Regions from separate parts of the Homo sapiens genome. Here regions 2, 3 and 4 are each linked to region 1. Evidence: chromatin loops called from intact Hi-C (ENCODE). Cell type or tissue: heart left ventricle. All regions are shown on one strand.

What was found. A loop is a pair of places that touch in the nucleus more often than their neighbours do. Peaks named below come from ENCODE experiments on the same cell type or tissue, not always from the same donor. Only the 100,000 strongest peaks of a DNase experiment are listed, where the experiment ranks them.
Region 2: a loop joins it to region 1, with 2.4 times the contacts of the local background. A loop is called at or near these places in 10 of 110 quality-filtered maps.
Region 3: a loop joins it to region 1, with 2.8 times the contacts of the local background. A loop is called at or near these places in 7 of 110 quality-filtered maps.
Region 4: it touches region 1 in a loop (2.9-fold over the local background); 14 of 110 quality-filtered maps call a loop at or near these places.

The regions. Positions count from the first base shown.
Region 1 is chr18:7,571,723-7,579,722 of GRCh38, forward strand. The region is part of intron 1 of PTPRM (protein tyrosine phosphatase receptor type M); the gene reads left to right. Among named protein-coding and RNA genes, the nearest start is that of PTPRM, 8.4 kb to the left of the region's middle. RefSeq lists an enhancer at 5,975-6,731. In heart left ventricle, a CTCF peak has its summit at 3,586 (motif pointing right); no DNase peak of the experiment used is centred here; H3K27ac peaks cover 1,508 bases.
Region 2 is chr18:7,951,088-7,959,087 of GRCh38, forward strand. It overlaps PTPRM (protein tyrosine phosphatase receptor type M), which reads left to right. Exons shown (of 33, transcript NM_001105244.2): 7 at 4,034-4,327. Among named protein-coding and RNA genes, the nearest start is that of PTPRM, 390 kb to the left of the region's middle. RefSeq lists an enhancer at 6,625-7,126. In heart left ventricle, no CTCF peak of the experiment used is centred here; no DNase peak of the experiment used is centred here; H3K27ac peaks cover 215 bases.
Region 3 is chr18:7,867,958-7,875,957 of GRCh38, forward strand. All of the region lies in intron 2 of PTPRM (protein tyrosine phosphatase receptor type M), which reads left to right. Among named protein-coding and RNA genes, the nearest start is that of PTPRM, 300 kb to the left of the region's middle. In heart left ventricle, a CTCF peak has its summit at 4,723 (motif pointing right); no DNase peak of the experiment used is centred here.
Region 4 is chr18:8,385,354-8,393,353 of GRCh38, forward strand. PTPRM (protein tyrosine phosphatase receptor type M) reads left to right here. Exons shown (of 33, transcript NM_001105244.2): 31 at 1,719-1,882. Among named protein-coding and RNA genes, the nearest start is that of RAB12, 220 kb to the right of the region's middle. In heart left ventricle, a CTCF peak has its summit at 4,487 (motif pointing left); a DNase peak (open chromatin) is centred at 4,477.

The DNA.
Region 1 (8,000 bases):
AATAAAGCCTGTAATTTAGTTAGTAGTGTGGTACCAATGTTAATTTCTTAGCTTTGGTAATTCTGCTCTGTGAATGTAAGATGTTAACATTAGGGGGAAGCTGGGTGAAGGGTGTACTTGCACAGTTTGTATTGTTTTTGCAAGTCTTCTATAAATCTGAAATTTTTTCAAAATACAGAATTTTAAAGCACCCTTTGCAAAGAGTGGTAATATGTTTGTTTAGCAGTTAAGTTTATTTTTTCTTTTTCAGATAACTATAGTCATAGCATTTTACATTTTCAAGGTGCTTTCGCTAGATTGAAAATTGATAATGAAGAAAATACTTCAAATTTAAATCAGTGAGCATGAAAGAAATATGCTAAGAAATTACTATAACATTCTTAGTGTTCTGTATATGTAAAGAAGAATTGCTTGAGCATAATAAATTGTTCCGATCTAGAAAATTATAGGTTTTAGTCTCTCATGTTTTCAAAGGGTTATTTTTACAGATTTTAAGAAAAGAATCTATTGACATGTAGTGATATATGGATAAGTGTGTATATAATTTTGGTAATTCAAAATGAATTTTCTTTAATGAACAAGTAATTTGAATTATGTCTTCAGATTATATAAATTCTTTATAAATGAAGCATAGCCTAGCCTTTAGATTTGGTAAAAGTTGGTTTCAGAATTTAAGCAATTCTGTGACAATTCTAGAAAAGTCAATACCTTTATTTAAATTTTTCATAATTCTCTAAGGATTGTAATATATTCTAGGAATTGTGAGGCTGTATACAGTAGAGGAACTATGTATTAGATTAAATATTGTTTTCTTTCAATTTTTGTTTTAGATTTCATTAAGTTTCTAGAATGAGCATGTATTATCTAAATATCCCAAGGCTTAGTTTTCATTTAGGGAATCAGGCATTTTAATGAGTTTTATGCTTTTCAACAGTGAAACATTTTTCTTAGGGGTTATGTCCACCATGCATTTTACTTTAGTTCTGAGATTCTTCTCTTTGAAAACCAACTTTCCTATAGTTTCACTTTTTAGTGTGCTTACTATCTTTATGAATATAACATGCATGTTAATAGGCTTATTTTATAAGCGAGGGAAGGTTTAATTATTAATGTCTTTCCAACTCACAAACATTCTAAAAAGGTACAAAATAATGTAAATCTTGCATTATAAGAGGATGTTGCTTTTTTGCTTCCTAAAATACCGCGGTGGTTTTCAGTTTAGTCATCAGAAAGCCTGAGTTGACACTGTAGCTCTGAAAAACCCAGCAGAGAAAAATAAGTTGGGCTGCCTTGGGTGGAGAGGAGGAAAGATTTAGTCACCAAGCTTCCTAGTCTGTAGTGCCCCCATCATTGGTGAGGAGGCTGGCAAGGCCAGGGCATAATTAAGGGTCTGGGAGTATGTGAGAGAAAAAGACAAAAACAGGATGAGAAGAGAAGTGTTGTGTACTCAGGTGTGGGATGTGACAAGCTCTAGAGATCTTAGCAAGGGAGGGTCACTCCCCTTGTGCCCTCTTAGCTATGAAGGAGAAACACATGGAAAGTTGAAGGAGGGCCATGAAGAGTGGCAGTTGTGCAGGTAGATCACAGTGACATCCTGCCTCAGTGACGTTAGGTGGCTCTGGGGAGGGCCTGGGAAACTGCACCAGTGTTGATGGTGAGCTAGGTTTTAATCTGTGCTTCTCAAAACCTGCTGTCCACGGGGAGCATCTGGAGGCCTCCTTTCAAAGGCTGCTTCCTGGGGCCCAGCTGTGGTGATTCTGATGTCCACGACAGAGGTCCCCCAGCATCCCTGGGTGGTCAGGGTTTGTAGCCACAGTTGAAGAAACGTTGTCCTGAAAGAGGAGGTTTTTGTTTTGTTTTGTTTTGTTTTGTTTTGTTTTTTTTGAGACAAAGTCTCGCTCTTGTCCCCCAGGCTAGAGTGCAACTGAGTGATATTGGCTCACTACAACCTCTGCCTCCCGGGTTCAAGCGATTCTCCTGCCTCAGCCTCCCGAGTGGCTGGAATTACAGGTGCCTGCCACCACGCCTGGCTAATTTTTGTATTTTTAGTAGAGACGGGGTTTCACCATGTTGGCCATGGCTGGTCTTGAACTCCTGACCTCAGGTGATCCTCCTGCTTCCACCTCCCAAAGTGCTGGGATTACAGGCATGAGCCACCACGCCTGGCCCTGAAAGAGGAGTTTTTAAAGTGTTGTCCTTGAGCCAGCAGCATCAGCATTACATTGAAAGTTGTTAGACTTGCAACCCTCTGACCCTGAATCCGCAACCCTGGGGATGAGGCCCGGCAATCTGTGTTAGAACAAGCCCCCCATGGGATTCTGATGTGACCTGAGATTGGAGAACCCTTGTTCTAAAAGAACTGAGATCTTCTGCCTGCCCTATCAGCCTCCCTTGACAAGAGCTGAAAGAGAACTGGGGGTAAAAATATCACATCCATTCATTCACTGCTTAGCCTCTTGATTAATACGGCCGGTATTACCAACATGGTGATGTGATCGTGTTGTCTCTGGCCAGACACTGGGGAAGAGACTAAATCCAGCCAGTTGTAAAACTCAAATGAATAAAAAAGTTTCCTATGTTTTTACTTACCACGATGTAACAATTAAATTTTGTTGTAATGGTTAGCCATTGGAAATTTCCCTGGGTTGATATTTTGTATAGGAGATATTTGTTGGCTTGTTATAATAAGCATGCAGCCCAGTGTGCTTATTAGAATATTTAATAGTGCTTATTAATAATTCTTATTGAAATATTTAATTCAAATAAATATTTATTGAGCACTTACATTTGTACGGCCCCTTTGTGGATGGTAATGGGCAAGGATAAAGCAGGTATAGTTACCACACTTTGAGAAGTTATTCATTTATTAAAATTTCAAAATCTACTAAAATGGAAAGAAACAGGGACTTTCTCAGGAGAGAACTGGAAGTTAGTAGATGTAAGATTTGGAATTGTAATGTGGAATTGTGAAACTTTGCCTTTGGCAATAAACTCAAATTCCAAATAGAAAGAAAATAAAGGTTTTTCGGCCAGGCGCGGTGGCTCACGCCTGTAATCCCAATACTTTGGGAGGCCGAGGCAGGTGGATCACGAGGTCAGGAGACGGAGACCATCCTGGCTAACGTGGTGAAACCCCGTTTCTACTAAAAATACAAAAAAATTAGCCGGGCGTGTTGGTGGGCGCCTGTAGTCCCAGCTACTCCGGAAGCTGAGGCAGGAGAATGGCGTGAACCCGGGAGGCGGAGCTTGCAGTGAGCCGAGATCGCGCCACTGCACTCCAGTCTGGGCGACAGAGCGAGACTCCGTCTCAAAAAACAGAAAAAAATAATGAAGATTTTTCTTGGACATTTATTTAAAGTACTGACAATGTGTATCCTAAAATTGAGCCTAATTTTTCTCTGAACCCTCAAAGACAACCATTGCATCTCTGTCATTTAACACTCCAGGTAAATAAAAATAATCATGATGTCTTTTAACAGATTGATCCTGAGCGCTTTGTAGCCGGCCTTTCTGAGAAACAGCTGAAGAGTGCTTCCCTGCTGCCGGTTGCTCCTGCTGCCATCCGCAGCTGATCACTAGGTGTAGCTGCGTCCCTTAACCCCCCTGCCTGAGCCAAGCAAGGTCCAGCCCCATCCATAGATGGCTTCCTGGACAGCTAAAGAAAGGCACGAGAGCGGACTTTCATCCGCTTACGTGTGCATCTCTAAGTCTTTATTGTAAAATTGAGTTCTTTAGTGGGAGTTGTAGTTCCACTGCTACTTGTAGTGTAGTTTGTTGAAATTCAGCACTGATCCAGAGACAACTTTAGATTCACCTGCTACAGTCTTACTCAATTTTTTCTTTTTTCTGCTGTGTCATATGTTGCTGCTAATCTACATGTAGTGGTAAAACTGGAAGAAGTAGTATATATTTGCCAACTAAGTAAAGGGTTCATGTTAACCTTTGGGGCCTTCTTGTAGTAGACCAGAAAAAGCAGTGGTGTGGATGGCTCTGTGTAGGTGTGTAACATCTTTAGGACATGGCTTGTCTGTACTTTTCTTACGTCTGCAAGGAGTGACTTCTACAGCACTGAGGGTTTAGGTATGTAATTCAAGAAGTCATGAAAATCTGCCTGGAAATCTGATTCAGCCATTTTTCCTGCTTAAAACTCAGAAGACTAATGAGTCATCAAAAACTTTATATGAAATGCAAGTGTTGGGCTTTGGGTTAGAAGTCAGGGCAGGGTGGAGAATCTGATTGAAGATGGCTGTGTGGCTTCCTTTCGAAACTGGGGCTAGCAGGGGTTGGAAATGACCTTGCAAGCTAAAAGAGCAAGGATTGCAGGACATACAGGAGAGATGAATGAGAGGAGAGGAGTCAGAGACTTGTCAAAACTGATAAGGTTTTAGCATCTCCCTCTGAAGAAAAGGCCACTGTTTAACAGAATGATTTATTTCAACATGCACCAGCCAAAGCAGAAGCAAAGCATTTACTTTTTATGGGCTGCAAAGCATAAAAGCTTATAGAGCATCAGTTTTTCAGATGGGTGAATATTCATTTTAATCTCTCTTTCTATTCAATATGCAGAAAGCAGATTTATTGCATACAATGAGAAGAGTGCATATTAGTGTGGGTTACTCTGGGAGTCTGAGGCCCCATTACTTTTCCCTGGCTTCTAGCTATGGAATCAAAATGGGCTCACAGGTAACAGGTAGGCTTTGACAGAGGGTGAGAAGGAATTGGACCACACCCTTTGTATAGTCTGTGTTTTTTTGATTTTTTTTTCTCAAGGCGTCTTGCTCTGTCATCCAGGCTGGAGTGCAGTGGCAGGATCACTGATCATGGCTCAATGTAGCTTCGACTTCCTGGGCTCAAGCAGTCCTCCCACCTCAGCCTCCTGAGCAGCTGGGTCCATAGGCACAAGCCACCATGCACGGCTAATTAAAGAAAAAAATTGATAGAGATGGGGTTTTGGTACATTGCCCAGGCTAGTCTTAAACTTCTGGGCTCAAGTAGTCTTCAGCCTCCCAAAGTGCTGGGTTTACAGATGTCAGCCACTCTGCCTGGCCCAGCCTGTTTTTGATGGATACTATTTGTTCTCTCTTCTCTGTTTGAGTAGCTTGAGGTACTTTACATCATGTAATAAGCACATGCTTAAAATGAACTTAAAATGGACTCAGTGTGATGTTCCATCTAGATATACAATTATAAGGTGGTTTAAAGCATTCCTTTTAACATACTCATAATGTGTAAAACCAGATTACTTAACAATTTTAGCATGTAGTAGTCACTCAATAAATATTTGTTGAATGAATGAAGAAACAATTTAAAGAAGCTCCCTTGGAGAAGAAAAAAATCAAATAACTTATGCTTAAGGCTGTTTTTTTTTTCCTACTTCCTATCAAGTTTGACTTAGGTATCTCCAATAACCTTAACAATAGAACCAGGCTGTGTGTTTAGTGCCTGGTGCCATTAGCAATTTATAGGTGTATAGAGACACAGTTGCTAAATTTAAAGGAAAAAGTATTACCTTTTGTTAATTAAATATATAAAAGTAAGACTGTAGTTTTATTGTGTATAATAAAAATGTATAAATCAGTTATTGCTATAAAGTAGCATTTTGATATAATACTGATCACTAAAAAATGAAATTTACTATGCAGTAGATTTATCATGACTGTACTCTAGGGGGATTTGATTTAGTCACTGGTATATTAAAGGAACCATGGTATCACCAGAAAGAAGATTCCATGACAGGGAATAATATATATTATCTCTGCTGCCTTTTATTTCTGATATAGAATGAAATGAATTATACCTACACAGAGCTCAGACAGCATCATGATAACATCAGGCTCATCTTCATTACAGCAGGCATGTTCTCGTTCCTTTTTCATTCAGTGTATCATACTCTCAAGTGATAAAACTTAATAAAAAGAGGCTACTTTGACAACAACCTCATAAACTGTGTTTTCTACTTCCTCAACTTCTGAAGTCTTGAACACCAAATGTGGTGTAAAATTTCCACCATGAGTTCAGGTCATTGGCTCTCATTGGCATTGTGTTCTGTGTGTGTGTGTGTGAGGGAGGTTCTCCCTCGTCTCTCTGTCTGTCATCATTTTCATCCCAAATGTGTGACTTTTTAAAGAGCCTCTGCTTTTCTTTCTAATCTTGCTCAGTAGGCAGGGGCCCCTGTGAGACAGCTGGTTGAGAATGCTTGGTATGTTTGGAGTGCAGCATGCTTTGTCAGAGAGGGACAGGACACAGTGGGGGTCTGAGGCTGTGACATCAGCCATGGGGATCCCTGAGCTGTTGAAAGAAGGGCAGTAGTAGCCTCTGGTTGGATCAGGTCTTCCTGGCATTGAGTTCTCCTTCTACCTCTAAGTAGCCATGAGACCTTGGGTGTGTTATTTCATTTTAAAATACCCTGCAGGATGATGATGATGATTATGATGATGATGATGATAATGATGATTTTTAGACAGGGTCTCACTCTTGTCACCCAGGCTGTAGTGCAAGTGGCATGATCATAGCTCACTGCAGCCTTGAACTCCTGGGCTCGAGCGATCCTCCCACCTCAGCCTCCTGAGTAGTTGGGAGCATAGGTGCATCACCATGCCTGGCTAATTAATTTTTTTTTTTTTTTTTTTTTGAGACGGAGTCTTGCTCTGTCGCCCAGGCTGGAGTACAATGGCGTGATCTTGGCTCACTGCAAGCTCCACCTCCCAGGTTCATGCCATTCTCCTGCCTCAGCCTCCCGAGTAGCTGGGGCTATAGGCGCCCGCCACCATGCCCGGCTAATTTTTTGTATTTTTAGTAGAGATGGGGTTTCACTGTGTTAGCCAGGATGGTCTCGATCTCCTGACCTCGTGATCCGCCCACCTTGGCCTCCCAAAGTGCTGGGATTACAGGCGTGAGCCACAGCGCCTGGCCAATTTTTTTTTTTTTTTTAAGAGACAGAGGTCTTGCTTTGTTGCCTTGGCTGGTCTCAAAACACCTGGGTTCAAGTGATCCTCCCACCTCAGCCTCCCAAAGTGCTGGGATTACAGGCGTGAGCTGCTAATGCCCAGCCTCCTTGCAGAGTTATTGCAAAGACTAAATCAGAGAACCAATGCTGTGATGTCAGGGGCCCCTGGGGTGATAGGGCTTCATGTGTAATTAGTGGTCAGAATAAGACGGGTCCATCAGTCTGTTCCCCCATCCTCATGCAGATTACAGATTTAAGCATAGGAACCCTGTGCTTTCATAAGTGAAAAAGTGTTGAATATTGGCAATTTCACATGATTCAGACTAACACATCCCCTTTCTGGGTCCAAGGCTTTGATAGTTGTGGTGCTGGGAGGTTGTATAAGTGACATAGAAGTATGTGTATGTGGTTATGTATGTCTAGATTTTATAAACAGGGCCAACATTATGTTTGAAAAGAAAAAAGCCCCCTGAAATTAGCAAAATAATCATGTTAAAATTGGCATCATGAAAAGCCAGCACTGCTCGGTGCCATGGAAGGCCCTGCATCCTGGATACCTGCATTACAGTCACCTGAAGCACTTGTTAAAAATGCAGATTCCTGGCCCCACCAGACCTACAGAGTCAGAAACTGGAAAGAAATACCTCATATGATTTTGATCTTCTTTAAAGTTGAAGAGCTACTGGAAGGAAAGTAACAGTGACTCAGAGACCCTGCCTTTGTATTGAATTTATCACATCTACTATGAGGAGTGTTAAGAAAGCATCTGAGGATTACTATTAATACATGAATTTTTACATAGCAAACTATAATTGGCCAGAGAGCATTTCTTTTATAAAGCAGAGGCTTTTCAGCATTAGAAGAGAAAATGAGTTATGAAACAATTACATTATAGAAACTTATCTGCTTCGTATATATCTTGCAACTTGGTGACCTCTAGTAAATGTGGCATCACTCTGGAATGTTTAGAATATAGTGAAAGAATAAAGACATTTTGGAGTAATCAGAACACAGATGATTTTAGATCTCTAAATTTGCCAATTTGAGCTGCATT
Region 2 (8,000 bases), 380 kb after region 1:
AACATGTTTTTATTTGTGATGAGACTTGAACCAGCCTAATATTTAGGTTTAAAGTCTCTAACAAAACTAAGATTCTTCCCTGCTGTACACACCCTACCCTGTTGAAAGTGCTCTGGCAAGTGAGACATCATGATGTACAGAAAGGACACTAGTTTGCCTACAAACTGTTTTGTCATTTTAGAGTTCATCATTATCATCATCATTATTACTACCATTATTTAATTTTCATCTTGGTTCATTTGTTTTTGATTATTTTTCCTTTTCTTTCAGTTGCTATACTGCTTCACTGTGACCTGCCACTACCCATGTTATTGATTAGTGGGATGCAAATCTAGTAGTATCTCTAAAAATTCCCTTGTGGAAAAGTTAATTTGTTGGAAGTTATAAGTAAATTATAAATTTCTAGTCTACCTGAACAAACATAAATAGAAAGAATGAATAGATTCGTATTCATATTTGTGCACCACATTTTCCTGTCTTATGGCAGTGTAGTAGTATCTTGGCTCACTGTGATAAAAATTACCAGGGACTTATTTCCATTTCCGCACACTGCCACAGCTCATGACAATTTGCATGCAGTTAGGACTCAAATATGAAATTTAACTTTTTCTCCAATTATAATTTTATGGCCATATTTTGTATATAGATATATTTTTTAATGAGATAACATGCTAGATACTACTAGTTTTATAAGGTTATTACCTTGAGGCAATTACTTTAAAATATACACTAACATTTTTAGGCCACTTGTCTATAATTTAACACTTTTTTATATACCATATCATATTTGGAGTGCTAAATTTTACAAATGGGAGAAACTAAAGTCCATAGAGTTTTTAACCTTTTAAGGTCACACACTGATTTGTGGCCAGCCTCCCAAATAAAGACCAAGTCCTTTAATTGACTAACCATCACTCTCATCTTTATTCATGTCTAGCCACTTTTGATAACCAAGGACATAAAAATATTTCATATAATCTCCACAATGCATGTATATATGCATATATATATCAATACCCTATTTAGTTACGTTTCTATATTTCATATGTAAACATATTTCATACAGTTAAATATGATACTGACATATTTATTGATGTATTAGGCATTTACATGTGCGTATCCATTAGATATATGTCTGTGTGTGTATAAATACTGCCATTACTGGCTTGATTTAGAATTAGTTTTATGGTGTCCTTTCACTTGAATTAAGAAATATTTTAAATTGCATTTTATCACTTTGTACAGATTAAGATTCTTGCCTTCTCCTTCCTTCCTTCTTTACCTCTTTCATCCTTTCCCTTTGGGAAAATTTGTTGAAAATGCAAATGTGGCCGGGCACAGTGGCTCATGCCTGTAATCCCAGCACTTTGGGAGGCTGAGGCGGGTGGATCACAAGGTCAGGAGATTGAGACCATCCTGGCTAACACGGTGAAACCCTGTCTCTACTAAAAATACAAAATTAGCCGGGCATGGTGGCGGGCGCCTGTAGTCCCAGCTACTCGGAAGGCTGAGGCAGGAGAATGGTGTGAACCTGGGAGACAGAGCTTGCAGTGAGCCAAGATGGCGACACTGCACTGGGCGACAGAGCAAGACTCCATCTCAAAAAAAAAAAAAAAGAAAAGAAAATGTAAATGTTGGCCGGGCGTGGTGGCTCATGCCTATAATCCCAGCACTTTGGGAGGCCGAGGCTGGCAGATCACTTGAGGTCAGGAGTTCGAGACCAGCCCGGCCAACATGGTGAAACTCCATTTCTAGTAGAAATACAAAAACTAACCAGCTGTGGTGGCACACACCTGTAATCCCAGCTACTCAGGAGGCTGGGGCTGGAGAATCACTTGAACCTGGGAGGCGGAGGCTGCAGTGAGCCACGATGGTGCCACTGCACTGCAGCCTCGGTGACAGAGCAAGATTCTGTCTAAAAACGAAAATTTAAATGTTGCCGTATTCTTGTGCTGATTCTTCTGTAAACCAAAAGTCCTTTTGAATGTCTGTCCCAATTATTTCCAGGTTCTAGTTGAATACTTCATTTGATTTAGCATATCTGGTACTTTTCTTAATGGAGAATTAAAACAGAAAACATTCTCAGGAAACAAATGCATTAAAGTCCCATCTATTTTAGGATACTAGTTACAATGTCTTAAATGAGTGAGTGTACTCATGACCCTTTGTGACTTTGCCCCTGAGTTTCATTTTGAATGGCAGTTCAACAACCCTTGCTAGCATTTGCAACTCGAAAGTAATTAACTGCTCTTTCAGTCTGGCTACATAAATGCCTTAGGATGTACCATAAAAGGCCCATTTCATGTCTCGGTTCAAGGAATCGCCTAATGATATGAATTGATGTTAAATCATTGTGAGTTAAGGCAGAGCTGTTTAAAGAAATGAAAAACCAGCACAAAGTTTCAGTTTATAAACAACAGGAACAATATTTTAGTAAATTTACATTATGTTTGTAGTCTCTGAAGGAAAATTCATTCACAGTTTTGTGTCTTATTTTGACTTAGTCGAGTGAGATTTCCCCAGCAATTGTAAAAAGTCAGTATGACTTATCCCACCTTGAATATAAAAAAGAACTAAGACAACCAACTCAACAAAGGGAACCAATGTTGCTGGTTTTTAGCTGGTCTAGGAGTTTACCCGGTATCAGCTCAGGTGCAAACCTCATGTGGTGCTAGCTTCTCTGAGGTCCTCTGCAGCAGGGAACATGGCTGTGATCGATTAGCTATGTCTGCCATGCAAGAGGATGCAAGAGGGTAGCAGAAATTTCAGCAAGCAAGCCAGCATTCCAGTAATAGGATATAGCGGATTTTATTTTTCCGTGCATTTGTATGAGCAAAATGAGGAGTTAAAAACAGAACATGCCAAAAAGGCACAAACCACCCATAGATACAGTCTTGAAAAAAATCACTAGATTTATGTTTTTCTGAGAGGGAGATTTATGCCGGTAGAAATACGTTGTTTTGTACAATGATCTCATTTATCATGTGTGGTATCACCCACAGTGGCATCGGCATGTGGAATACCTTCATTTGGTGCCTAGAGAGCCTTTCAACGGGCATCTAACTAATATACTGGGAGTACTATTTATGATAAGATTGACAATGATATAGGAAAGAGTCGGTCTCAGATTTTAAACAAAGAGAGGGACTTTCTTGGGTTGTAAAGTGTGTTTGCTAGTGATTTCTTAGTTTTATCAAGCTGTGCATGGTATGTTTTTTGCTTCAGAGCTTTCCTTTCTATTCACTGCTTTAGTAAGACTTACTACTGGAAGTTCCCTGAATGGCAGCAGTGGTGGACTTCATTATCCAGAATGCTCGATTCTCCTGTAGCAAAATGAATCCATTGTGATAGTTATTTTGGAAAATGAGTCATCCTGGAAATGTATTTTTGATGAGATAAACTGTAATTTCAGGCATGTTTTTAAAGTGGTGATACCTTTGGAATATAAATATAAGGAAACAATTTAATGATATAAGAACTAATACCTTTGATGATTTTGAAGACATTCTCAATAAGGAGATTAACAATGAATGCTTCCTAGAGCTTAAATACTACTACTTGAGAGAACTTTTACCAGTTAACTTTAGTGGAAAAAAAAAATCCTTTGATATCTGTGTAACTGACTCACTGTAATGAGTGGGCTTACTCATTCAAGATATTGTAATTAGTATCCTAAAACAGGCATCACTTTAATGCATTTTTGTCTTGAGAATATTTTCTGTATTCACCATTACAAAAAGTATCAGATATGCTAATTTGCATATGCTATGCACGGTGGTTGGTGTCCTAAAACAAATTAGGGTTATGCCTACTTGAATAAGCTTATGTGTTTAAAGATGGTTTATTTCACAACTTTGAATGCTATGAAAATCTTTTTCAACATACTTTTTCTTGTTAACCCAAACAAAATTTTTCTCATCAATTTATTCCTGAAATTTTATTATCTTCTACATTTTAATAATTGATGCATGTTTAGCTCTTTTAAGACTGAAGACAAAGCATCTGAAAGACAGCTTTCTGGTTTGTCTTTCAGAACCACCCGTTCCTATTGCCCCACCTCAGCTCGCCTCTGTAGGAGCCACCTACCTGTGGATACAGCTCAACGCCAACTCCATCAATGGGGATGGGCCCATTGTGGCCCGAGAGGTGGAGTACTGCACGGCCAGTGGGAGCTGGAATGACCGGCAGCCAGTCGATTCCACGAGCTATAAAATTGGACACCTTGACCCAGATACAGAATATGAGATTAGTGTGCTCCTGACCAGGCCAGGGGAGGGTGGCACTGGCTCTCCTGGTCCAGCTCTCAGGACAAGAACAAAGTGTGCTGGTGAGTATAAGGAACCCTGCAATTAATTGTCATTGTCTTTCCTGGTGTTGACTGGCAGCACTGGGGTTGATCAGATGCCTAGCACGCTTCCCCTAGCTCTATCAAAACCTGCATATGAACAGAAAATGCCCTTAGCCTGTGAATAGTCAGCTAACAGCTTGTGAACTTGGGGACCAGTAACCTCCAGGCTTGGTATTTCTCAGCCTGCCCCCACCCTTTTTCCTATTGTTAATTTACTTCTTACTCTGAGTACCACATTGTTCATATAGGAATTGTCTGTGAAGTTTACAGAAACTGTCTACTCTAATGATGTCCTCTAATAGGTCAGACTCTCTTACTTGGGCCCCTTTGTTTTATGTTCATAGTTAATGTGCCAGCAGCCTGGAGGGGCTCTGGAATAACAGATTCCATCTTAGAGATAGCCTTAAAGATGTGTTTTCATTGATGAGTGTTTAATGGAGGGTCTGCTGGCGAATGACTTGGGCCTGTTTGTATCATAAGCAAGAGTGATTTGTGTGCTGGGTGCAGTCTTTAGTTTCTTAGATTATAAATTTCTAATTGTGCTAAACCCATTCCGCAACTTAAGTAAAAGTAGGGTTAATGGAGAGAGAAGTGTAAAATCTTCCAAAAATCAAAACCTGAATGAAGCTCCCCAATTAGAGATTGTAGTGTTGTTTCCGTATGGCTACTCTGTGGTAGGAAGCAGAGAGAAACAGTATATTGGGATATTTAAGTGCTCTTTTGTCTTGTAAATGAGGAATTTCTGTGTTGAATTGTGTGCTGAGATGAGGAGATTCCATAAATTGTTATGGTGTTAGTTAATTATTCAGATAGCATTAGATAAGAATACATTTATCAATGTTTCATTTCTTTCTTAAGTTTTAAAAATGCTTAGCATAGTCAGATTCTATCTGGTAGGAGTAAGAGAAATTATTAAACCTTAACCATTGTAGCTGGTTTTTAAATTTTTTCTTCATAATTTGTATTATACTGTTTCCACAAGTTCAATACTCATGGAAAATTCTGTATTTTAAAAAAGACTTTTGTTAGAAAAGGGAACAGGTACTTTTTTCTTCTGGGGATACATGCTATTGAGTACAGGGACTGGCCTGGGTTAGTAGACTGTGTACTTTGCTGTTTTGTACATCTTTCATCTGTTTCTCAGACCCCACATCTGTATCCTCGTGGCACCTTTGTGCAGGCAGTCTGGTCCCTGGAATAAGACCTGCTGTTTTGATTTGGTGATTCCCACAGCCCTGAGTGGTGGCTCTAAGGAGAAAGGAGAATTTCCCAATCCTTTCTCTTCCTGTCTTCTTTAAACCTCGTCATCTCCTCTATTTAGTTGAATAAATTCCATCATTGTTGTAAAAGTTTTATCTTACCATTTGTTGCAATGCAAACAATAGCTATGGATAATACTGCCTATATCATTTGACAAGATAGGCATTGCTTTCAAATCTGTTATTTTACCACTGCCTTATGAATTCTCCAGGGCAGGTTCTTTGATCCCCATAATACAGATGGTGAAAGTGAAGCCCGTGTGAGCTCCTTTCTACTTCTAAGCTCACTCTGTAAGAAGTAAGTTTAGTGTTATTTCACTTTAGTGTTAAGAATTCCTGTTTTGGGCATGGCAATATATGGTTTCTCTCTCTCTCCAAAAGCAGGTTAGAATTTCATTGTTTAGACTGGAGAGAGACTGTGATCTGTTTCAATTCTAGTCACTAGCAGCCCCACCTACATAATGTTTCCAGTCCTGTTCTTTTTTTTTTTTTTACACATTTTTGCCTTTTCTTTTGGTTTTGTGTCTGTACATCTCAGCTATTGACACATTGCTGTATATATATCCACTGATTATAATGCATGTGTCTGTGTTTTCAGGAAGCCTTTTGATGCTGCTGCATAATGTGTAAATGGATAATGCTCAAAGAGACAAATTACCTTTTAATAATAGATTGACAGTTATTTTTAAGAAATGAAAACCAATTTTGAATTGATATTTGTAGGCCCACACTGTGCCTCAATGTATGAAACCTCACCTAAACCAGGAAGCCTAATGACGATGCGCCCTTTCCTCTTAACTGTTTGCAGCCTGCAGTTGGCACTGTTCGTGATGCATGGTCTGGTTGTGCCCTGTGCTGGCATGGAGTCACCCTTAGAAAATGGAGAGAGATATGTTAGGTGAAAGGGTCAAAGTTAGAAAGAAGAGGGGAAGGCATGTTAGGTGGGTGAGGAAAGTGAAAGGTGAGGAAAGTGAAGTCAAATGAGACTTTTTGCTATAGGAAGAAATATGGTTCACCCTTTCTTGACCTGGGGTTTTGAGAAAATCTGCAGGTAATATCAGTAATCACTGATTATGATCAGTGTGGAATTTTGGGAAGCAGGAGCAAGTTAAAGGGAAACGTGTGCTGTAAATTATAGACTGAAAGTTTGGTATCAGTCCCAAAGTATTATTCAGATGGTTTGTGAGCATTTAGAGTACCTAAAGAGCAAATCATGGATTTCATAAACATGGGAGAGACTAGAAGCATTCTGCAGCAATAAGTGGAAAACATCCTTGGCCAGGGGCAAATGGTTGATGAATCTAACAGGGTGATAAGTAATAGGAATAAATCTAAATCCTTCCTGTATGGTTCAAAAAAGCCAAGAGTACTGGCTTGGAATTAGAGTAATACAATTTAGCAGCAATATGTATGAAGAAGAGATTGAGGATTTGGCTTCAATGCAAATGAATCTACAATATCATCCATCTTGTATAAATTATCCCTGTGATGTTAGTGCCTCACCATCCCCTGCAAAAAAAAAAAAAAAAAAATCCTAAAATAATCTTAGGTTGCATCAGGAAAGCAAAATGCCCATATTGAAGGAGGTGATAGCCTTACTCTACCAGTGCTGTTTAGGCTTCTCATAATTCTCACATTTATTTCTAGTTCCTGCTTTTTAAGAGAGACAGCACAAAATAGATTTTGCCCATGGGGAGAGCAATCAGGATAGGAAAGGATGTGGAACCTTTCTTAACTAATGAGGAATGGTGGAAAGAACTGAGAAGGGGATGGGGAGGAAAGGGCACCTGTGTAAACTCGACAAGATCTGAGTGAGTTTCTTGTGGCTGATTTGTTCAAGCATAACCTGACATGGTAGAAATTGATTTCTATATTCAGAAGAGGATTGAGCTGGTTGACCTTGAAGATCTCTTCAGTATGAAATTCTATGATTCATTTCTTGTTTGCTTTCTGATGAGATGATCCACCGGATATTTCTACCCTGAAAGCCTTTCAGTTTCATTTTTATTTCATCCTTGTCTAAATACTCCATAATCATGCTTATCAAGTACTATTCTTTGGGCAGTGAAGGTCTGCTATTACATTTCCAAAAATCCGAGCAAAGGGGGAGAACGTATAAGTTTTTATTACAGTGAAGTAAAATAAATTTGAAGGACTGACTCACTCTGAGATTTCCTGCCTGGGTTTTGTGCTAAAACATCACTTCAGTTCTTGAAATAATAGTGCTTTTGGGTGCTAGAGCCAGAGTCAGCGGTTGAGAACACAGGCTCTGGGAGCAGCTACCTGAGTTTTAGTGTTGGCTCTGCCTGGCACTAGACATAGGACTAGAGAAAAACTGCTAACCCTCTCTGGGCCTGAGTTGCCTTATCTATAAAACAGAGGTGATGATAATA
Region 3 (8,000 bases), 300 kb after region 1:
CTGATATCCTCTCTTCCGCTTGATTGATTTGGCTATTGATACTTGTGTATGCTTCACGAAGTTCTCGTGCTGTGTTTTTCAGCTCCATCAGGTCATTTATGTTCTTCTCTAAACTGGTTATTCTAGTTATCAATTCATCTAACCTTTTTTCAAAGTACTTAGCTTCCTTGACTTGCATTAGGACATGCTCCTTTAGCTCGGAGGAGTTCGTTATTACCCACCTTCTGAAGCCTACTGTCAATTTGTCAAACTCATTGTCTGTCGAAGTTTTGTTCCCCACTGGTGAGGAGTTGTGATCCTTTGGAGGAGAAAAGGCATTCTGGTTTTTGCAATTTCAGCCTCTTTGCTCTGGTTTCTCCCCATCTTCGTTGGTTTATCTACCTTTGGTCTTTGATGTTGGTTGGCCTTTGTATGGGTTTTTGGTGTGGATGTCCTTTTTGTTGATGTTTATACTATTCCTTTCTGTTTGTTAGTTTTCCTTCTAACATTCGGACCCCTCTGCTGCAGGTCTGCTGGAGTTTACTGGAGGTCCACTTTGGACTCTGTTTGCCTGGGTGTCACCAGTGGAGGCTGCAGAACAGCAAAGATTGCTGCCTCTTCCTTCCTCTGGAAGCTTCATCCCAGAGGGGCACCTACCAGATACCAGCTGGAGCTCTCCTATGTGAGGTGTCTGTCAACCCCTGCTGGGAGGTGTCTCCCCATCATGAGGCACAGGGGTCAGGGACCCACTTGAAGAGGTAGTCTGTCCCTTAGCAGAGCTTGAGCTCTGTGCTGGGAGATCCACTGCTCTCTTCAGAGCTGACAGGCAGAAACGTTTAAGTCTGCTGAAGCTGCGCCCACAGCCACCCCTTCCTCCAGGTGCTCTGTCCCAGGGAGATGGGAGTTTTACCTATAAGCCCCTGCCTGGGACCGCTGCCTTTCTTTCAGAGATGTCCTGCCCAGAGAGGAGGAAGCTAGAGAGGCAGTCTGGCTACAGCAGCTTTGCAGAGCTGTGGTGGGCTTCACCCCGTTCGAACTTCCCAGTGTCTTTGTTTATGTTGTGAGGGGAAAACTGCCTACTCAAGTCCAGTAATGGCAGACACCCCTCGCCCAGCAAGCTGGAGCATCCCAGGTTGACTTCAGACTGCTGTGCTGGCAGTGAGAATTTGAAGCCAGTGGATCTTAGCTTGCTGGGCTCCGTGGAGGTGGGATCTGCTGAGCTAGACTACTTGGCTTCCTGGCTTCAGCCCCCTTTCCAGGGGAGTGAACAGTTCTGTCTTACTGTCTTTCCAGGTGCCACTGGGGTATGAAACAAAACTCCTGCAGCTAGCTCAGTGTCTGCCCAAACAGCTGCCCAATTTTGTGCTTGAAACCCAGGGCCCTGGTGGCACAGGCACCGGGGGGAATCTCCTAGTCTGTGGGTTGCAAAGACTGTGGGAAAAGCGTAATATCTGAGCTGGAGTGCACCATTCCTTATGGCACAGTGCCTCATGGCTTCCCTTGGCTAGGGGAGAGAAGTTCCTTGACCCCTTGCGCTTCCCGGGAGGCAATGCCCCACCCTGCTTCTGCTCTCCCTCCATGGGCTGCACCCACTGTCTAACCAGTCCCAATGTGATGAGCTGGGTACCTCAGTTGGAAATGCAGAAATCACCCGCCTTCTGTGTTGATCTCGCTGGAAGCTGCAGACCGGAGTTGTTCCTGTTCGGCCATCTTGCCAGCCATCGATCAGTTTTTTAGATTTTTAAGCTTCCCAAGGAAAGCAATGATCTTTTCTTCCTGAAGTGGCCAGTAAGTGGCCATTATTTAACTGATGGCTTTTTGAAGAGTGCTGATTTTTCTGAGGATATTCTAATGCAAGTAATTATTAGATGCTTTCTGTGGGGCGTGGATATCAGCTCACTTGATGTCTGACCACATGATGTTGCTCTTCTGTAGCTCCTAACTGGCATATGCATCAGGAGTATCCTCAAGGCTAAGAGCCCCAGTGTCTTCCCTTAGGCTAGAGATTGGGCCATATGCAAGTTAATCTTTGTAATCTTATGAAAGCTCATGGTTCTGAAATGAAAAGTAAAACTGAAGTTGAAATTGCACAGTGGCATGGTGGACTTTGTCTTCAGGAGATGAAGTCGGTTTAGAGAGCTGAATTTTCAAGATGGCTGACAACTGGCTGCACTATGGTATCAGGAAATTTTACTGCTTTTAGGTGAATATCACTCTAAGCTTTATCAGGCACCTTTTTGCCTTACTCAACATAAATTAACATGTTTGTGGTAAGTTAAGGCCATGTTGAAAAACATAAATGTTTTTCTGCAGATTTGCTAAAGAGTAGTGGCTTACTTATGCTCCTAACTACCCCTGGCTGCTGTGCTGCAACTTGGCATGACTGTATTTTATATTTTATTATGTCTTCCCTTTTGGCAACTCAGTTTTCTCATTGTTGCTTGGGTGTCTGCTTTAGCAGTCTTTCTTTCCTGTGAATTTCTGAAGGTGTAGATACCAGATAACATAATTTTTGTGCATATGGTTGAGTACAGGCTGTGAGTCAACTGAATAAATGCATGGATTTGACGACATCTGTTTTGGCTGCTCAGAGGTTTTGTTTTGGTATATGTACTCTCTAGTACTTAATTTTCTGTGTAACTGAAAGATACCTTAACTCTAAATTGATGGTACCCCATCCCCTCCTCTCTTCATTACACTGCCTACCAATCAATAAAAAATCTGATAGACAATTTTAAATATTAAATCACCTGAATATTTTTTATTTGAAATATAAAATCACTGAAGATTTTTTTTCCTCAACGATTTAAAAATATTCTTTGCCTTTAGTTCAGCTTTCTCCTCTGGGCCTGGCTGTAGACTCTATGGAAGTAATTCTGCCTAATAAAAAGGTTTAGAGATGTTGTCTAAAACACTTTAGAAAAGAACCGTCTCTCTGGCAGTTAACTCTCATGGGGATAAAGTAGCTTTCAAACTCCAACAATAATGGTTAGTTTTGACGTATCTGACCTGTTTGTGTGCAAAGTGGGAGTTCGCCTCCCTGGAATGCCACTTAAGGCAGCAATGCAGCTCTTGAAAGAAGTTTTATAAAAGCAAAACACCAAGCTGTAAAGGACAAGGCATTTTAATGTGAACTGCTATTACTTTCGCAAGAGCCCAGTTGCTTTCCTAGAAAGCCATAATGTGATTCCCAACAATAACTGTGGACATGCTGTTCCTCCTGTGGTTAAATCACATCTTGATTTCAGCTGTGGAGCACTGATTAATCCTTCTAAAGTTTGGACAATGAATGAAGTGAATGAAGTTTGGACAGTGAATAAAGTATCTTCCTCTACCCTCCAAGGTATTGATGGTCACTATTTGCATTTGTGTGTGCTCTACAGTTTCTCAGTGACAGTCCAGTTCAGTTCTTAATTTACCCTGATGATGATCCTAAACTTGCGTTAGCCATTGTTTTCTGCGGTGCCATTCTGTCACTTTGGCATTTGAATATGTCTGACATAGCAATTACAACTTCGTGTTTTAATTACTTAATTACACAGTTGCTTACTCTGTTAGACTGGAAGCTTCTGAGGGGCCGTGGACATGTCTTTTTCATGCCCAATGTCAGTGTCTGTTCACTGTAACAGGCTCACAAATGTTTGTGGAATGAACAAATGTTGAATCCCCAGCCTGTTCTCCATCTGTGGCCTGTCTTAATGCCTCATCCTGGAGGACTCAGCTCAGAGTTCCCTTTCTCTAAAGAGCTGTCACTAGCACCCCACCTCCCTGAGCTAGCTTCAGTGCCACTTTTGTGTGTGCCCTCAGTGAATGTTGAACGAGGGAGGTGTTCACACCATTGCAACATCACTGTCTTCCTGCCACACCTGACTTAAGAATGGGGCTTGAGTTATTATACTCAACTTTGAATCAGTGGTGCTTACGACAGTGCCTGGGCAGTGATTACTCAATACATATACACAGTACATTTTAAAGTTTGCTGTTTCTTTTTAGAATAATTGTGTAAATGATAAAGAAGAAAAAATTAAAGAAAAAGTGTTTCTGCCAATGAGATACATAAAAGGATTTAAAATGCCTCTGTTGTTATTTTTTGTTCATAGTGCATTGTGGTAGTTAATTCAACTAATTGAGTGCCAGGCATATCTCAGATTATCCGTCATTGGTGATATAGATGTATCAAATTACTGTTTCTGCTTTTTTGTCAGATAAAATTCAGTTGTCAGCATAAACTGGAATCATGTAAGTGGTGTAAAAGAACCACCGTTCTTTCACATATTTTAGGCTAAGAATCATTTTGGACACCATCAGCTCCCCAGCCTCTCAGTATCCATTCAGACAAACAATCCTTTGATTGTAACTCAAGATATCCCATTTATCCTTCCCACTTCCTCATATCACTGCCTTAGATTACCATTGGTCTACTATTCCCACCTAATATTTTCTCTTCATGTTATTATAAAATTATATTATTGTGCAGTTATTATTCATATTATTTTGCTATTCTACCCAGTGTGTTTATGGGTACCTGGTTTGTTTTTTTTACCCGGATTGAAAACGATTACTTGAAAGAGTTATTTACAAAAATACTGGTTAAATGAAAGAAAAATTAGCCTTGAATAAAAATACCCAAGATAATCAGTGGTATTACTTCTTGTACATTTCTTCCCATTTCCTTGTCGGCAACAATAAAAGTGCCATTTATACAGGAGTGAATGTTGGAAGTGATTCACGTGGCATCTCTTGACAGACCTGTGGAGGGCACTCTGTGGAGGCAGAAGATGAAGAGCACTTAGTATCGAGTGCCTCTGTGAGTCATCACAGATATGCTTCTGACCTTCAGACCATTTTGGCACTTAATAGATAATGTTTGTCTTCTCTTGGGTTGTGTAAGCTCAGAGAATTGGTCATCTGTTTTGAATAATTTGATCTTAAATAACATTTTTAAGTAAAGCCACATGAGTGTTATTATATCATTTTATTGCATTAGGAAGCAACAAGAATAAAAATATCCTCTGGGCTTCTGAAGAGATCCAGGGGTTTATTTAATTGTTTATATTATATTAAATGTCTTACTTAAAATTCATGTTTTTCAATGAATGTTGGTAGTTTTTAAATGATAGATTTTATTTTCATCTCCTTATCTTGCATTCTGTCACTAATTCTTTTGTTTCCTTGAGAAGAAATAATAGAATTAGTTTTGGTTCCATACTGTCATCATAAGCATAGTGAGTTTTAACTTTTATTTTTAAATAAGAGAATAGCTCATGTAATTTGAGAATCGATTAATTTTACTTTTTAAGACTTATAATTCAAAGCTGAAGATGACCCTAATAGCTTCTAATGCACTTTTTTTTGTTCTCTTTTTAATTTTCTCCAGAGAGCATATGCCACCAATATTTGGTTATCTGACTCTGAGATGTGCTATGAAACCTTGATTATATGTTAGACTAAATCATCAGCTCCAGAATCTGACTGACTGGATTACAATCTGCTTTTCTGTGTGACCTTAGGGAAGTTTTTTTAAACCCTCCTGGTTATAAAATGACAATACTTCTCTCAATGGTTACCGAAGGGACCAAATGACATAAAGTGCTTAGCAGAGTGGCTGGCACATAGCTAGCACTCAGTACAGGTTCGGTAACAACAAGAGCAACAGTAACACCACCACCACCAAAAGGAGGGAGTGGGGGAAGTCAAGATGATTGCTTGTGCTTAGAACAGAGGATGCCAAGAGACTTCTTTTCTTTTGGGCTGGAAGCTGCTTTCACATTAGCCAGTCTTCTTTTCTTTGAAGTAACAGGGCCACTTTATATAACTTTATATAACTTTATATAAACCACTGACCATGATCATTAATAAATTAAAAAATACTATTTTCATGTCTGGAGCAGTTGCTTAGTATTTATATTCAATAAATCAAAACCCTGGAAGATTAAAAATACATATACCTTTTGGCTAGAAATCTGACTTGTAGGACTCTCTTCTGTAGAAATGAAGACCATTCACATGGCTCTTTATTGGATGTTCTTTGTCGTAGCAGGTGTCGAAAGTGTAAATTTGGGTCTCTGTGTCCTTATTGGCCTGAAGAGTTGTCAACATTATATTATTGGTAAAGGATCAGAACAAGCTGCAGAGGAATGTGTCAGCTTATTATTCTTTGAATAAAGTAGGAAAAGTTTTAAAAAAAAAAATCCCTTCGTATATGTGTCTGTATGTTTATTTGTATATAAAGAAGTATCCTGAGGGAAACATACTATTGTCTAAATGGGATAAGTTTGTGGTCAGTTAAGTGAAAGTTAGGAAGAAATGTTTAATTTTTCCTTTGAAATCTATTTTTTGACATTTTATAAAGGCATATGCAATTTTTGTTAATGTTTTTAATGAAAAGTTAAAATGGGGAAAGAACGAACTGGGTCTCTATGTAAACAAAACAGTTTGCAAGGATATCTAGAATTTAGCTATCTTGTTTTTATATTCTGAGAGCTGATATAAAGAATTTTCCCTAATATACAGTTATTTCCCTGGAAAGCTGATCGATCATTCATCATCAAGTGAGGACATTTCAAATGAAGCTTTTAAAAAATGAAATTTTTAAAGTGGTTATGCTAGAGGCAAAAAAAAAAGAGAGAGAGAAACACCTCTTTAGACCTCTATGAAAAACGAGTTTTAAAACCTAAGGTTTTAATAGAAATGTAATAAGTTATACTGGGTTCTGAATTAACAACAACAAAACCTGAAAACGAAATAGTGTACTCAGTAAAAATAACTTTCCACCCAGCCAAGCTTAGAGATACAGTGATAGAAATATATGTGTATAAATCTGTTTCTAGACCACCTACCTAAGGGAATAAATCAAGATGCACTGAGTTCAGTTATTTTAATTATCCTATAGCTCCCACAGAAAGGAGCTGAGGAGCTGAAAACACTAGGAGAAACAGAAAACCAAAAGCTTCCTTCAGAAATTCTTCACAAATGGCCTGGCGCAGTGGCTCATGCCTGTAATCCCAGCACTTTGGGAGTCCGCGGCGGGCGGATCACTTGAGGCCAGGAGTTCGAGATCAGCCTGGCCAACATGGTGAAACCCCGTCTCTACTAAAAATAAAAAATAAGTTAGCTGGGCTTGGTGGCAGGTGCCTGTAATCCCAGCTATTGGAGAGGCTGAAGCAGGAGAATCACCTGAACCCAGGAGGCAGAGGTTGCAGTGAACTGAGATCGTGCCACTGCACTCCAGCCTGGGTGACAGAACGGGTCTGTCTCAAGAAAAAGAAAAAAAAAGAAATTCTTTACAAATGATAAGTGACATATCCCACAGTGGGTAAATTGTTCACTGTATTATGGTGTATCCTAGGATACTATGCGTATCAGTGAAACATTCTTGGTAACGTGCACCATTTTTTTTTTTTTTGAGAAGGAGTCTCCCTCTATTGCCCAGGCTGGAGTGCAGTAGCACAGTCTCAGCTCACTGCAACCTCTGTCTCCTGGGTTCAAGCGATTCTCCTGCCTCAGCCTCCCGAGTAGCTGGAACTACAGGCGTGCACCACCATGCCTGGCTAGTTTTTTTGTATTTTTAGCAGAGACGGGGTTTCACCATATTGGCCAGGCTGGTCTCAAACTCCTGACCTCGTGATCTGCCTGCCTCGACTTCCCAAAGTGCTGGGATTACCGGCGTGAGCCTCTGTGCCCGGCCAACATGCACCATTCTTGCCAAAGACCTGAACTTTACCATCTTTACTCTTTTTTCAGCAAATTTGTTTGTAAAAACCATTTCCTCCCTGCCTCTTCCTTTCTCTCTATCCCGGTCACTCTCCCTGTATATTTGTATGTGTGTATATACCTGTAATAAAGTCATGCATTGCTTGATGACAAGGATGCATTCTGAGAAATGTATCGTCAGGCGATTTTTTTTCATTATGCGAACATGATAGAGTGCACTTACACAAATCGAGATGGTAGAGCCTACAGCACACCTAGGCTATGTGGTATGGCCTATTGCTCCTAGACTACAAACTGTATAGCATGTG
Region 4 (8,000 bases), 810 kb after region 1:
TAAGTTAGGAAGTGACAAATTCTACAGGAAAAGAAGTACTGGGGTTAGAAAGTGCTAGGGCCTTACAGTGGGGAGCAAGCTCTGTTGTAAGCATGTGTGCCCTGTGAGCCAAGACGGAGGAGTCCAGGGAGCACCGAGGCTCTCTGGGGAGGCAGCTTTCCAGGCAGAAGGAAGGGTCAGTGCAGAGGCCCCAAGGCAGGGCCTTGCATGTGAGTGCCAGGACAGCAAGGAGGCGGCATGGCCCAGGCTCAGTGAGCAGAGGCAAGAGTAGCTGATGGGGAGTGAGCAGTTCACCTGGAAGGACAGTGGCTTGGGGGCCCCGGCTGGAAGGGCCTGGCAGTCACTGTCAGCATTTGGACTTTTGCTTTGAAGGAAATAAGGAGCCATTACAGAGTTTTGAGTGCAAAAATCCAATGGTGTAATTTACATTTTAAAAGGAGCACTCTGGCACCTGTGTTGAGAATAGACTGGAGGAGAGAGGCATCAGGAGGCTGTTGGGATAATAATCCCCGTGAGAAATGACAGTGATAGGAGAGGAGATCATGGTGAGACGGGAGAGAGCAGGAGTGGAGGTCATGAGAAGGGGGAGGTTCTGATATTTTCTGAAGGAAGAGCCAGCACAATCCTGGGGAATGGAGTGGGCTCTCACGGTTCCTGTCCTGAGAGCTAGGATGATGGAATGGACACTGACTGAGTTGTTGTCCAGGCTGCCCGTGTAACCGGATTGTTTGTGGGTGGGGGGCATTGTGGAGAGAGGATCAGAAGCTCAATTGTAGACATACTAGGTTTGGGATGACTTTTAGGCCCCTAAGTGGGAATATCAGGTGGGCCTTTGAAAATATAAGGGTGAAATTCAAGAGAGAGGGCTGAACCAGATATATGAGTTTATGACTTATTGGGATATTGGTAATATCTAAAGCCGTGAGCCTGAATGAAATCAAATGAGAGGCAGAGGAAGAGGAAGGGCCCCAGGGATTGAGCCTGGGGGCTTCTGTCAGCAAGAGGTCTGGGAGAAGGGGAGACTGAGGCAGAGAGAGAGGGAGGGACTGCTGTGGGAGAAGGACCAGCCAGTGAGGAAAGCGTGTTGACAAGAAGAGAGTGTCACCCATGTCAGATGCTGCTGAAGGCCACAGAAGATACAGTCCAAGTGATTTAGCCGTGGCCAGATTAAAGCTGTTTTCATGTTTCTATCATAAGCTAAGTAACACTTTTTTGAATTCTGCAATTCTATTTCACTATGACTAAGGATTAATTAACTATTGCTATCTTAGCAAGATTCAACATCAATAAGCAAAACCATATTATGCTCACAGGAAGCAGTGTTCTCTATCTTCACACTGAGCTCAGAGACATTTCCAGGTTATAAATTATTCATTACCTGTAATTTACCTGTAATTGAAGTTATTTTACCACTTAACATGACAATGTGGTCAGTGCTTATGCTGTGTTATTTTTCTCTTGGCTTTTGCAGAATGGGAAGCATTCTGCCTCACTGGCCTGTCATTTGTCTGGCCTGTCATTTAAAACCCCTGGTTGTTTTTAACTGCTCGAGATTAAAAACCATAACTCTTCAGGCCAGCAGAAGCCACGTTGGTAATTTGTAGGCAGGACTCGCCTTTAATAATGGGAAGATCAAGTAAGTGGAATCAGCCCACTGGAATTCAGTAAATAATGCCTGTTTTCTTTCCACTCCCCGATTGTTGCCTTGTTCTTCGTAGCCCCAAGATGGATATCGGATGGTGCAGCAATTCCAGTTCCTGGGCTGGCCGATGTACAGGGACACACCAGTGTCTAAGCGCTCCTTCTTGAAGCTCATTCGCCAGGTGGACAAGTGGCAAGAGGAGTACAATGGCGGGGAAGGCCGCACGGTTGTGCACTGCTTGTAAGTGCTTGACAGAGCTCTTCATTTCAGAACAGCGAGGCCCCACACTCACTCTCACCTCCTAGTTCTCTGACTTTTGTTTCACTAGAAATGGAGAAGAAATAAGTAGGTCTAGGTGAAGGGGTGATCATGACACTCAGTGAGGGATTGGTTGGCTTTTCAGGAAACAGGATATGCACATTCTGCATTTGGATGGTGTGCCGCTGCCGCACAAGCAAGCACTGACCGTTTCATTAGGACCCCTGCCTCCGCCGCCCACTGCCAAGAGGAAAAAAAAAAAAACACTGGCTCTTGAGAGCCAATTGTTAAGTTTTCAGGAATTTTCTGAGCTGGGTCTTCAACTGTTGGTAACTTGAATTCATCCATGGTAGAAGGATTTACATCATGGAAATCAACAAATGCTACAACTCAGGGCTCCTTCCCACCAGCCAAAGGCCAGTTTACCACCACATTACTTGATTATTCAATTGGAAATCATGTCAGGTCTCAAAGGACCTGGAGTGTGTGTGTGTGCGTGTGTGCGTGTGTGTGCGCGCGCGTGCATGCTTTTTGGGAGAATGTGTATATTGGGAGCATTTGGTTACAGCCAGTGTCCCCAGAATGAGGCTTCCAGGCCAGCAGGTTTTGCAGGTGCTAAATATGGGCACCCCTGCTACACATAGCCCGCAGCCTTACCTGCACATTGAGAATTATTTGGGGAGCTTTACATGAAAAAAAAAAAAAGCCCACACCTAGGCCACACCCCAACCAATTAAATCAAAATCTCTGGGAGTGGGGCCCAGACATGGGTGTTTTTTTTAAATGCCTAGGTGATTTCAATGTGTTGAGATAATAAGGTTGAGAGCCACTGAATGGAGAATGCCATGTTTCTCAAAGCACTTTCACCTGCATTTTCTCATTGGCAGTGATATGTAGCTAATCAACCAGCTGCAATCGGCTTAATAGAACAGGCAATTAGAAAGTCACGGCAGATAAGGAAGATGTTTAGAGAATTTGGGGAAATTTAAAGGATAAGCGAATGTCACTTTTCAGTGAAGTATCATTAGAAGTACACAATGAGATCTCTCTTAAATTGAAGGCAAAATAAAGTTTCACTCCGGGTAGATCAAGCCTAGTTAAAGTTGCAGACCTGGCTCAGGGCGTGGGTTACTCTCCAGTCAGTGCCCTTGTCTGATGCAATGCCACCTCCTACCCCGGGCCTGCAAAGTCTCCCTGGAAGCCCAGGACTCTGCCTGCCTCTCAACGATCAAAACACGATAGTGTCTCATCCTGCAGGAAACTGATATTCCTTTGGAAGGAGCCTTAAGAACCTACCCACAGTTGTCTTCAACCAGAAGTTCCAATCTTTTGTCCTCTAAAAAGCAGTTTATTAACCTCACCTTTCTCTAGTTGCTGTCATCCCCCCTTTCTTCTCATGGACCCAGTGCATTAAAAAATCTCTGTTGGCCAGGCGCAGTGGCTCACGCCTGTAATCCCAGCACTTTGGGAGACCAAGGCAGGTGGATCACGAGGTCAGGAGATCAAGACCCTCCTGGCTAACACGTTGAAACCCCGTCTCTACTAAAAACACAAAAAATTAGCCAGGCATGGTGGTGGGCACCTGTAGTCCCAGCTACTCGGGAGACTGAGGCAGGAGAATGGCGTGAACCCGGGAGGCGGAGCTTGCAGTGAGCCGAGATGGCGCCACTGCACTCCAGCCTGGGGGACAGAGCGAGACTCCATCTCAAAGAAAAGAAAAAAAAAATCTCTATCAAGAAAATGACAAAAAGAATTCATTAGCAGTCCACATCCCTATTTTTATTTCTCTTCAATCCAGATCCAACCTCTGATCAGAACAAGAGGCTCACGCTGAGATGATACAATCCCAGCAAAGAATATTAACATTGTAGTTCGTTTGTATTAGATATATCAGATTTTTCTAAAATACTAAAAATAGGTTGCAGTTACCCCTGCCTGCATCTGGAGACCCCCAGCGTCTGGAGCTAGATGTATAATGCATCGCTCCCCCCGGGATTAGCAGCTTTCTAAAAAGGGTCAGTGCTTTAACCCACAGGACTAAGTTACTAGTGACTCGAAGAAGTTGAGGCACCAGGACAGGCCTAACAAGAAGACATAAAGACTTCTTAAATCACTGCACCTTGTCAACAACACACTTCCCAGAGGCAGCTGTGACCACAGAACTAACCAGTGACATTGCTGTTCCATGTAAAACCTAAAGCAATCAGCCGTTCTTCACAGTGGACGGTGGGAGGCATCCGTTGTTTCTTCTCTCCTGCCTGTGCAGCATCTCTTCCCATTTTCCACTGAGAGAACCTTGATTATTCTTTGGAATACTCCCCCCTCCCTAAAGCCCCGCCTCTGTTCATGTGGGGCTGTCTCTTGCTCTCTTAGCATCAAGGTGGGCATGAGACCTAGGCCTGGTGAGAATGTTTATTTTTGTTTACATTTATATATCTAAATCTAAGGCTTTTTTTAGCTATAAGAAACAAAGTTAGTTTACATTGGCATCCCCCAGTACTGGCCAGGAAAGAATCAAACCACTCCAGTCTTCCTCTTGGAGGTAAGAGCATGGCATTCAGCATAGTGTAGCGCCACCTAACGGCTGTGGGTGGAGAGTTCCCGGCTGAGACAAGACCTGCCGGTGCTTTGAAGTGAATGGTTCCTTGAGCCACAGATATTCAAGGTAGGCAAATAGAGAGTGTTTTTCTTTATATGTGTCTCCCAGCTAATAAAGCTAGATTAAATGGATAGAATTAAGATTTCACCACTTTGCAACTCTTGATGAAAATAATAGATTAGACAGTGGTCTTCAACAGCTGCCGAAAGTATTAGGTGCAAAGCTGATAGGAAAAGCGGTGTAATGGTAAGGCAAGGATAGAAAACAGCTAATCTTCTAATTAGCAGAAGAGACAGTCCAGGGACAGATCCGTACCTCAGCGTCATCTGACTTACAACAAAGATGCCATTGCAACGCAGCACTGCAGTGGGTGGGGAAGACTGCCTGGACACGTTGGTCTCCCTCACTCCATGTACAGAATCCCTTCTAGATAGATGGTAGACCAAAAGGGGAAAGTAAAATAACAAAGCTTCTAGAAGAAAACATAGGAGAATATCTTCACGACCGCGGGTAGATTTGTTAAACAGGACACAGAACAATAGCCTTAAAAGAAATATTGACAACGTGGACTTTCATTAAAATTGAGCCCTTCTCTTCATCAAAAGATGGCAATAAGAGGGTGAAGAAGCAAGGCAGTGGGAGGAGACTTTTATAATACATGTGTCTGACAAAGGACTCGGCCACAATGTCGAAGAACTGCTGTACTGCAAGCCAGTAGGAAAATGATAGACAACTCAATTTATTAAATGGGCAAAAAACTTGACAGGTACTTCACTGAAGACAAAAGATGTCCCAGCCCAGCGCAGTGGCTCACGCCTATAATCCCAGCACTTTGGGAGGCTGAGGCGGGTGGATCACGAGATCAGGAGATCGAGACCATCCTGGCTAACACGGTGAAACCCCGTCTCTACTGAAACTACAAAAAATTAGCCGGGCGCAGTGGCAGGTGCCTGTAGTCCCAGCTACTTGGGAGGCTGAGGCAGGAAAATGACGTGAACCCGGGAGGCGGAGCTTGCAGTGAGTCAAGATCGTGCCACTGCACTCTAGCCTGGGCGACAGAGCAAGACTCTGTCTCAAAAAGAAAATAATAATAATAATAATAATAATAATAATAATAAAGATGTCCCGAATAGCCAATGAGCATAGAAAAGTTACTCAATATTATTCATTTTTAGGCAAATCCACATTGAAACCAGGATCACATGCCACTGTGTACTCACCAGAATGGCTGAAATTTTAAAGACAGACAAATAAATGATAATCCCAAGTGTTAGTGAAGCTGTGGAGTAACTGGAACTCTTATACACTGTAGGAAGGAAGTAAATACTGTACAACCATTTGGAAACTGACAGCATTTACCAAAGCTAAACATATACGCAGTCTGAGGCTGAGCTCTTCTGTTCTTAGAGAAATGACTGCAGAAATGAATCATCTACCAAAAGATAAGCTTATCACAGGTTTACTCATAATATTTAAAAACTGGAAACAGCCCAAACATTCATCAGCTGTTGGATAAATTGTACAGTGGGTATTCATTCAGTGGAATTCTTCTTAGCAATATAAAACAATAAACTACCAATATAACACCGTGGGTGATTCTCACACAGACAACACAGAGTGAAATAAGCCAGTCTCAGAAGAAGACATAGTGTATGGTTCATTTACACAAAGCTGAAAAACAGGCAAAAACAATTGATGATGCTAGGCTTAAGAATGGATTCTCTTTGGTGATACTGATGGTATTGTTGAGGAAGGAACGTGAGGGAGCCTCTTGGGGACTGAACGTGGTTTGTATCTTGATCTGAATGGTGGTTACATGGTGTATGCATTGGTAAAAATTGACTGAGCTGTCTACTTACGGTCTTTATTGTAGGTATATTATACTTTAGTTAAAAAACTGATTCAGAATTTCATAATGGGCTGATCAAGCTGATATCCGAACACGATGATCTCTCTTAAAACCATAAAACAAGGGACAACCAGATATTTTTGGCTTGCTTCCTAATGAAAGTATACTTTAAGTATCCTTGTATAAATAAATCAATCTTGAATTCTTACCAAGCCCTGGAACTACCTACCGATTTACAGGAAATACAGAGTTAGAAAGCAGCATATTAAATAATATCACAGAGATGTGATGAATGAGAAAAATCTAGGATGTGGGACTCTCTACAGGACACAGATGAACTTGTTTCCTCAACAAATAAATTCTCAAGAAAAAAGAGAGAGCAAAGAGGAACTCACAGAGTAAAATAAATTTGCAAGACATACCAACCAAATCCAATCTGTGGACTTTGCCTAGATGTGGATTTTTTAAAAAGCATCTGTAAGAAACAATCTGAGAGTGGATTTTTTAAAAAAGCAGCTGTAAGAAACAATCTGGGAAACTGGAACACTGACTAGAAATTTGATAATTTTAAAACAGTAATGTTATTATTTTAGGTATGATAGTTATACTGTGTACTGTGTTTAAAAATAAAAAGGTCCCATGGCCGGGCGCGGTGGCTCACACCTGTAATCCCAGCACTTTGGGAGGCCGGGGCGGGCAGATCACTAGGTCAGGAGATTGAGACTATCCTGGCTAACACGGTGAAACCCCATCTCTACTAAAAAAATACAAAAAAATTAGCCGGGCATGGTGGCAGGTGCCTGTAGTCCCAGCTACTCGGGAGGCTGAGGCAGGAGAATGGCGTGAACCCAGGAGGCAGAGCTTGCAGTGAGCCAAGATCGCGCCACTGCACTCCAGCCTGGGTGACAGAGTGAGACTCCATCTCAAAAAAAAAAAAGGTCCCTTATCTCCTTGAGGAGAGAGTGACTGCAGAGTTGATGCAGGGATAGTGCGGGATGAGCCTGGACCATTATGTGGTTGCAGAGAGTAAAGAAATAAAACAGGCTGGGGACTTGTCAGAAAAGAACAAAAGAGCCAGCCTGACGGAGCTCCCACTGGCCAAAGCTGGAACAATGTGAACAAAATCAATATTAGTACCCTTGGATTTTAGCTGATAGAATAAAATTATTATGTATAAGCTCACACTGAAATAAACAAATCATAAAATAAATAAACAATAATAGGGAAGAAGAGACAGCTCTTTCTTAGTGTAGAATGTTGAAAGAGAGGGAAACAGGAAATCACCATTAGGCAAACACCACAGTGATAATTAATTGTTGCAGACAAGATCCACCAACGGATGCTCAAATCAGTGGGCGAGAAACAAAATATTTGCGTAGTCCCAAAATATCTTCCTCCCAGATATTTATTGACTGCAAAGAGAAAGATGATAACTTTATGGTGAGAAAATCTGGCAGACACCATCTTAACAAGTGAGCAAGTTAACATCACCAGTAATAAGACAGATGGACATCCTGAACCCCTGGGAGGAGGGAACATCCCCTCTCTGGTTTTCTTACCGAAATGCACGGCCTTGTTTCCAGTCATGAGAAGACATCAGACAAACCCAAATGAAGGGATGGTCTACATGTTATAGTTTGTGATGACTTCTC